2 separate regions of the Homo sapiens genome follow, and region 1 is linked to region 2. Evidence: read pairs that join two places in POLR2A ChIA-PET (ENCODE). Cell type or tissue: Caco-2. All regions are shown on one strand.

Region 1 (4,000 bases), 210 kb before region 2:
TCAGTAGAGATGGGGTTTCTCCATGTTGGTCAGGCTAGTCTCGAACTCCTGACCTCAGGTGATCCGCCTGCCTCAGCCTCCCAAAATGCTGGAATTACAGGCGTGAGCCACTGCGCCTGGCCTCAATGTTTTAATCTTGCTCCTACTCCACCTTTGTATGTTGGGTAAGTTGGGGGCAGTTAACTCATTTTTAAGTTTTTTGATTGCTGGACCATGAGATGCTGTCTGTACCAGATGGAAGGTACATATTTCCCAGAGTTCCTGAACTTTGACCTGGATGCAGTATCTGGATGAAATTTGAGAACTGTATCCCTGGGAGAGATTCATTGTGTTCTGTATATGAGAAAGCGTGTATCAATATTTGGCAATCAAAGAAGTAGGCATGGCAGAGAATGTTAATTGCCTAACAAAAATCCATTTCTGTCGCTCTCTTGCAAAGTGTCACTTTTAGCTGGCTATGTGGCAACCAAGCTACAAGATTCCCAGGCTTGCTGTTAGATATAGCTCTATGACTAATATTTGATAATTGAGATGTAAGCAGAAGTGTTGTGTGGTACTTTGGGTAAGTCTTCCTGAAAGGGAAGTATGTTTCTTGAAATGGATGTGAAATGACTGGATGATAGCTATCTTGGATCAGGAGGAGAAAGGCCAGACTCTAGGAATGGCAGAGTGATGTATGTTTGGGAGAGTAGATCTCTGAAAACTCTAGTGAGAGCCCCTTTTGTCCATACCTTTGCTGAGTCATGTGTTATCAAACTTAATGGTCTTTCCAAACTGATGAAACATGGTGTTTTATAGATTTAGTTACTATTTTGCTTTGAGTGAGATGGAGAATCTTTTCATATATTTAAGAACCATTGTGTTTCCTTTAGCGCATTTTCTGTTGGCATGTTGGCCTTTTTCATATTGATTTATGGGTCCTTTTATTTATTTACTTTTTAAATGATAGAGAAGGGATCTTGCCATGTTGCCGAGGCTGATCTTGAACTGCTGGACTCAAGCAATCCTCCCACCTCAGCCTCCCAAAGTTCTAGGATTACAGGTGTGAGCCACCACACCCAGCCTGTAGATCCTTTTGTATTTTACAGAAATTATATCTGTGATATGATTGGTAGGTATTTTTCCAGTTTGTCGTTTGACTTTGATTAGAGCAAATTTTTTTTCCAAGCTTCTCTTGGTATATTTTGTTTTAAATTTTTATTTTATTTTATTTTTGAGACAGAGTCTTGCTCTATTGCCCAGGCTAGAATGCCCAGGCTCAAGGGATCCTCTCATTTCAGCCTCCTGAGTAACTAGGATTACAGGCACATGCCACTTCACACAGCTAAATTTTTGTGTTTTTTTGTAAATTTTTGTGTTTTTTGTAGGGATGGAGTTTTCCTGTGTTGCCCAGGCTGGTCTTGAATTCCTGGGCTCAAGGCGTCCTCCCACCTCGGCCTTCCAAAGTGTTAGGATTACAGGCGTGAGCCACTGTGCCCAACCAAGTTGTTTTTTTTTGTTTGTTTTTTTTTTTTGAGACAGAGTTTCGGTCTTGTTGCCCAGGCTGGGGTGCAATGGCATGATCCTGGCTCACCACAACCTCCGCCTCCCAAGTTCAAGCAATTCTCCTGCCTCAGCCTCCCAAGTAGCTGGGATTACAGGCATGTGCCACCACGCCCAGCTAATTTTTTTGTATTTTTAGTAGAGACGGGGTTTCTCCATGTTGGTCAGGCTGGTCTCAAACTCCTGACCTCAGGTGATCCGCCTGCCTTGGCCTCCCAAAGTGCTGGGATTACAGGCATGAGCCACTGTGCCCGGCCATAGCCACGTATTATTTTACATCCCACTCTCACCTGCTTTTTCTTATTAGAAAAAATAAGTTGCCTGGGAGAAAGGAGAATAAAAAGAGGAGTGAATGAGGGGAGTATCTCCCAAATAATATATTTAAGGTGACTGTTATTTTTTCTCTCTGTGTTTCAGTTTGGATATATTCCTCTGACCTGTCTTCAAATTAATTAATCTTGTTTTCTTTTGCACTGTGAATCCAGCTGATAAATTCTTAATTTCTGATATTGTATTTTACAAATATTGAATGTCTACTTAATTCTCTTTAAAAAAGATTCTAATTCTCTGATTTTATACTTCATCTTTTCATTCTCATTGTCAATCTTTACCCCTCTTTTCTTTAACATATTAATTATAGTTATTTTGAAGTCTTTCTAGCTAACTTCAATATCTGGATCATCTCTACCTGCTTCCATCTCTTGGCTACTAGTCACTTAAAAAGTAAAAATAAAAATAAAATTTTTTTTTTTTTTTTTAGAGATAGGGTCTTGCTCTGTCATCCAGGCTGGAGTGCAGTGGCACAATCATAGCTTACTGCAGCCTTGAACTCCCAGCTCAAGTGATCTGCCTGCCTCAGCCTCCTGGGTAGCTGGGACTACAGCTGTGTGCCACCATGCCTGGCTACTTTTTTTATTTTTGTTTTTTGTAAAGGTAGGGACTTGCTTTGTTGCCCAGGCTGGTCTCAAACTCTTGTCTCTAAGCAATGCTCCCATCTCAGCCTCCCAAAGCACTGGGATTACACGTATGAGCCTCTGTGCCTGGCTGGCTATTAGTAACTTTAACCAGTTTCTTGCCTGGTAAACTTTTCATGCTAGATATTATGAATGACATTTTATAGAAACTCTGGATCATGTTAACTTCCTCCAAAGAATGTTGAATTTTGTTCTGGCTGGCAATTAAATTATTGACAGATAATTTTAATTCTGATGAAAATTGGGTTTAGGCTTTGCTATGGTGGGTTTACATCAGTTTTGACCTTACTCCTCGGGTATAATCCTTACTCCTAGAGGGTAATGTACATTTTTAGGACATGACCTTTTTTGCTTTGTGACTCATCTGGAAGTCTGGGAATTCACCAATATTTCTTTACCCTGGCTGGATTAGAATGCCACCACATTCCCAGCACTGTGTGGCCTCTGAGATTTCCGTTTAGCTCTCCAGCCTCCCAGCAGTTATTCTCTGATAGACCCTGGGTGTCTTACCCTACAGTCAGGTCATATGGCCTGGGCTCAAGGACCTGAGAAGAATGTTTATAAACTTTCAGGGTTCAATCTCTGAAGTCCTCTTCTGTGTGATTCCCTGCTCTGCAGCACCTGGCTTCCAAATCCCAGCCACTGTGGCAGGCACAAATTCTAGTTTCTCTTTCCTCTGCCCTATACAAATGCAACTTTCCACTTGGACTCAACTTCCCAAGCAGTGGGGGACATGAAGCTCACTTCGTTTGGTTTCTTTCAAACATCATAACTGTTTTAACTGGTGTCCAATCCCTGAAAATTGTTTTATCTATTTTGGCCAGTTTATGGTAGGAAAGCTAAGTCTAAGACTTACTCTGTCATGGCTGGAATTGGAAGTTAGAGACAACTTTCTTTTTTCTTTTTTTTTTTTTTTTTGAGACAGAGTCTCGCTCTGTTGTCCAGGCTGGAGTGCAGTGGTGCGATCTCGGCTCATTGCAACCTCCGCTTTCTGGGTTCAAGCAATTCTCCTGCCTCAGCCTCCTGAGTAGCCGGGATTACAGACGCGTGCCATCACGCCCGGCTAATTTTTGTATTTTTAGTACAGACAGGGTTTCACCATGTTTGTCGGGCTGGTCTCCAACTCCTGACCTCGTGATCCACCCACCTCGGCCTCCCAAAGTGTTGGGATTACAGGCATGAGCCACCGCCCCCGGCCTATTTTTTCAATTGACACAGTTGTCAATGAGAGATGGAGTTGACGTATATGCTTGGCTTGATCTTATTTTTCTTTCGATTTCTTTTTTGGTTATACTTCCTTTTAAGTAAACAGAGGCTCTAATTAAAAGTGTTGATGTGGATGAGTAGATTATGAGAATTTTTAAATGCTTTGAAAAGAACTCCTGTGAGTTATTTTTCATTGAAAAGATCTCTGTAGAGCTGTTAGTTTAATTTCTGTTTTTTAAAGTATAAGATTCCTCTCTGAAAGCCTGTAGCTGTAGGAA
Region 2 (4,000 bases):
ACATCCAATTGATGTCCACAGGAGAATTGAATGTGTGGGGAAAAAACCCACATACCTGCTCACAGAAGTGTGTTGAATGTGAACATACAGAGAAAGTTTATTTTTTTCTATACAATAAAAATAATAGGGTTTACCTGACAAAGTTGTTTTGAGAATTCAGTGATATATTGCATGTAAAACACTCATCACACTGAGCATTTAATGTGTGTTAGATATTGTCATTTGTAATTAATCATTGAGATACCTTAGATGATTCTCATTCTTTCTGAAAAAGATAGTGATAGATCAGCGTTTAGTTAGAGAGTTCAATTAGCTAACACATGTATGAAGTATAAAGAGGACTTAGTTAATGGTTGTAAGAAATTGCATCTACTTCTTATGTTAACTGGTGGCCCACATCTCTGAATCTTCACAGAAGATCCTACCAATAAAAATTCATATTAGGAGCACGATTTATAGGCACTTTTATTTTTTATTTATTCCTATTATTTATAGGAATTATAGAGAAAATAAACATAGGAAAAACTTCCATAATAACTTATGATGCAGAAAGAGGTATTTATTATTACAGTGCTTATTTCCTTCAATATGACTGCTGTTTGAAGGAAATAGGAATTGAAAACAAACCCTGCTAGTAATGTAGGGAAACTGCCTGGATATATTTAGCCAAGGGCCCAGCTCTTCTGACAGCCCCAAATGCTAAAAATATTCACGAGTGTGGTTTTTGCCTTCACTGTGCTGGGTAAATATACATACACACTGCCCTTTAGGGTTTTTGAAATGCTTTGAAGTACTTACAGAGTTACAGCTCTTTGACTCCAACACAGAATCTTTGTGGTATGGGGGCAAAGCAATCTTGGTTAGCATGTGAAGCTAACCAAGGGATATGCATTTGAAGCACATCCCTGTGTGGAGCCTCTGGCTTCCATCAGAAACTTGGGAACAGGTTCTGTTGGTGCATCCATGTTTACTGCAAACAACTTCATCCCTGTAACACACCCTTGAAGTCCAAGTATCTGCAGAGCAAAGGACCAACTTCAAAGGAACATGAATCCTTGTACCAGATGGAGTTTGAGAGCTCTCCCATTCATTTCTCTGGGTCTGTCCTGGTTAGTTGTGCATCCTCAGTCACTGCATGAGTTCCCAGGAGGGCCAAGATGGTGGGGTCACACAAGGAGTAATAAATGGAGAAATTCAGGATATGACTGGGATGTTGGGCCAACAGAATTTGCTAATGGAGTGGATGTGACATTTGAGTAAAAGAAAAGATAAAGGATGACTCCAAGATTTTTGACCTGATCAAGCTGAAGTTTTTTCCTAAGGTGGCATACACAGCAGAGTGAGGAGCAAGTTTTGTGAGGGGAAGTGAAGGACTTGGTCTGGCCACTCTTATAGTGTCCTATTGCTGCCTAAAAAACCACCCCAACAGTGAGTGACTTAAAGCTGCAATGTATTATCTTTCATCTTTCTGTAGGTTGACTGGGCTTAGCTGGGTGATTCTGTTTTTCTCTTGCAGTTACAGTGAGACATCTGGGGCTCACTTATATGGCTCTTGTTACTACTGGCTCTCTGCTGGGAGCTGAGCAACGGCCATCCACAGCAGTGCCAACATATGTTGCTTGGCCTTCTTACAGAGGAGTGGCTGAGTTCCAAGAGGGAGTGTCCCAAGCAGTTGCATTCCAAGAAAGTCAGGTGGAAGTTCCAAACATTCCTATGACCTAGCCTAACAAGTGCACAAAGCGACTTCTGCTGTGTTTTATTGGTCAAGCAAGTCACTACGGCCAGACCCTATTCAAAGGAAGGGGAGAAAGGCTTCACTGCCTGATGCGAGAAGCAGGGAGGGAAAGAGTTGTTAACAACCATCTTTGGACAACTTCTATCACTGATGTTGTAAATTTGAAATATGTCTTGATATTCAAGTCTGGAACTCAAGGAGAGATTGGGTCTGGGAAATGGGCAGGAAATTTTGTAATTGTGGGACCAGCCCAAACTGAGCCTGCTTTGTTGATAACAAAAGTGTCGAGTTACCTTGTAGGTATAACAGAGCCAAAAAACTGCAAGTCATATAACCTGGGCATGTGCTATAGAAAAAGCTTTGACCTCTAACAACACCCAGAACCAATGATTCCTCCACTCAGAACCAGGAGGACCAGACCATGACCAGAACATGAACACCAGAACACACCAGAACGCACCAGAACGCTTTCAGAAGGAGGGGTCCATTGGCCTGGAAGATCTGGGGCTAAAGTCTGCCTCAACATACCTTACCGTAAATGGCCAAATTTGAAGCCCTCCAATCAGACCAAACCAACATTCCCAAATCCTTTTTCCCTTGCCCTTCAGGCCCATAAACTTGCCCCAGACCCCAAATCAAGGAGATAGATTTGAACCCAACCCCTGTCTTTTTGCTGGCAGGTTTTGCAATGAAGCCTTTCTTTTCTCAAAAGCCAGTGCCATAGTTATTGGCCTCTGCACTCAGCAACCCCATTTGCTCCACAACGAATTCCTCCTCAGAGATTTCTGTTTGGAGCATTAGATCTAATGCTGTTAAATTAGAAACAAATTGCCTTCCTGTGTGTGTGTGTTTTTTTTAAGTGATCGAGTTGGAATTCTGTTATTCTGTTGGATATCTCTGTGGTAGCTGGTAAATGAACTACATATTTTAATCATACATAATATTTATCAATCGCTTAACACAATGCCTCATGTTAAGCAGCTACTGTAGACAAGTGCTGATTATTGTTATTAGCTATATATATATGTTTTATATGTTATTAGCCATATATATGTTTTATATGTTATCAGCTATATATATATATATGTTTTACATTTCCTTATTCATGTTCTTTCTAAACCAGATAGATGTCCCATGCTGGGGCTCCATGATGCACTAATCTGGCTGTACTCACATTGGGTTGATCGTTCTTGAGGTTGTACATCAGTTCAGATGACCTGAATATTAACGTGTGCACCACTTCTCAACCTGGAGCCTTCTGGCATATCCCCAGAGCCCATTAAATCTATAAAAATCTAAAATGTGTTTTCCTATTTATAATACTATTAAAGTAATAAAAATACTTTCTAGAATCCCTGCATTAGAGGAGTGTCTGATTACTAGGCTTTTAGTTTAACAAAACGTGACTAGAGCGACCCAATCTTAAAGCTCGTAGCTAGGCACTCACAAAGCACCTATAAAGTGAATGCTTATGGTCTGCAAATAGTCACATTGTAAGCTGACTGCTCTTCTAATTGCAGAATATTATGGCCACACAGAACATCTCCCACCAGGCCTACAGAATGTCCAGATGTCCTAAGAGTACAGCCCACTTTTCTTAAATATAATGTTAATGGGCAGGCTTAGGTTGAAGAATTAATGGTCATTGATAGCACCAATAACCCCTACCTTCAGTGAGCACATCTGTACATTCTAAGTTTAATTATAGCTCTATAGTTTCTTATAAATAGAGACACTAACAAAGGACGGCACGTTTTTCGTCCTGCTTTCTGAGGATGTGCTACTCAATAACAGAGTAGTTTCTAATAAACTTGCTTATTTCATTGTGGTTTGAGATTCACCCTGAATTCTTTTCTGTGCAAGATCCAAGAACCCTCTCCTGGCCTCTAGATGGGGACCCCTTTTTCCGGCAACATCTTGACCACCTCCTTTTACTGAAGTCCCCCATACAGTTTTAGAGGGGCATTTACATTGAACATATGGTCATGTTAATACCAAGGAAACCCACATTCTATTACAATACACATGCTGAGGTTTTGTGGTCATTGCACAGAGAAAGGCAGTGGGAGAATGAATGGCTAGGAACATCTCTACATGAAGCCGCAAAGACTGCAGAGCTGGCTGGAGGTACAAATTCAGTCAGTGGTTTTGTGATGAAATCCTGTCTTCATATACACAAATTAGCAATGATCAATTAGCAGTAAACGCTATAGTGAAAAACAAAAAATTTTCTTTTGTTAAACAGCATTTTTAAATTTCAATACT

What was found. Peaks named below come from ENCODE experiments on the same cell type or tissue, not always from the same donor. Only the 100,000 strongest peaks of a DNase experiment are listed, where the experiment ranks them.
Region 1: POLR2A ChIA-PET joins it to region 2 with 8 read pairs; 3 of 35 experiments call an interaction of 5 or more read pairs at or near these places.

What each region holds. Positions count from the first base shown.
Region 1 is chr7:22,790,529-22,794,528 of GRCh38, reverse strand. No RefSeq gene overlaps it. Among named protein-coding and RNA genes, the nearest start is that of TOMM7, 30 kb to the left of the region's middle. In Caco-2, no CTCF peak of the experiment used is centred here; no DNase peak of the experiment used is centred here.
Region 2 is chr7:22,581,103-22,585,102 of GRCh38, reverse strand. No RefSeq gene overlaps it. Among named protein-coding and RNA genes, the nearest start is that of STEAP1B-AS1, 20 kb to the right of the region's middle. RefSeq lists an enhancer at 1,383-1,957. In Caco-2, no CTCF peak of the experiment used is centred here; a DNase peak (open chromatin) is centred at 1,682.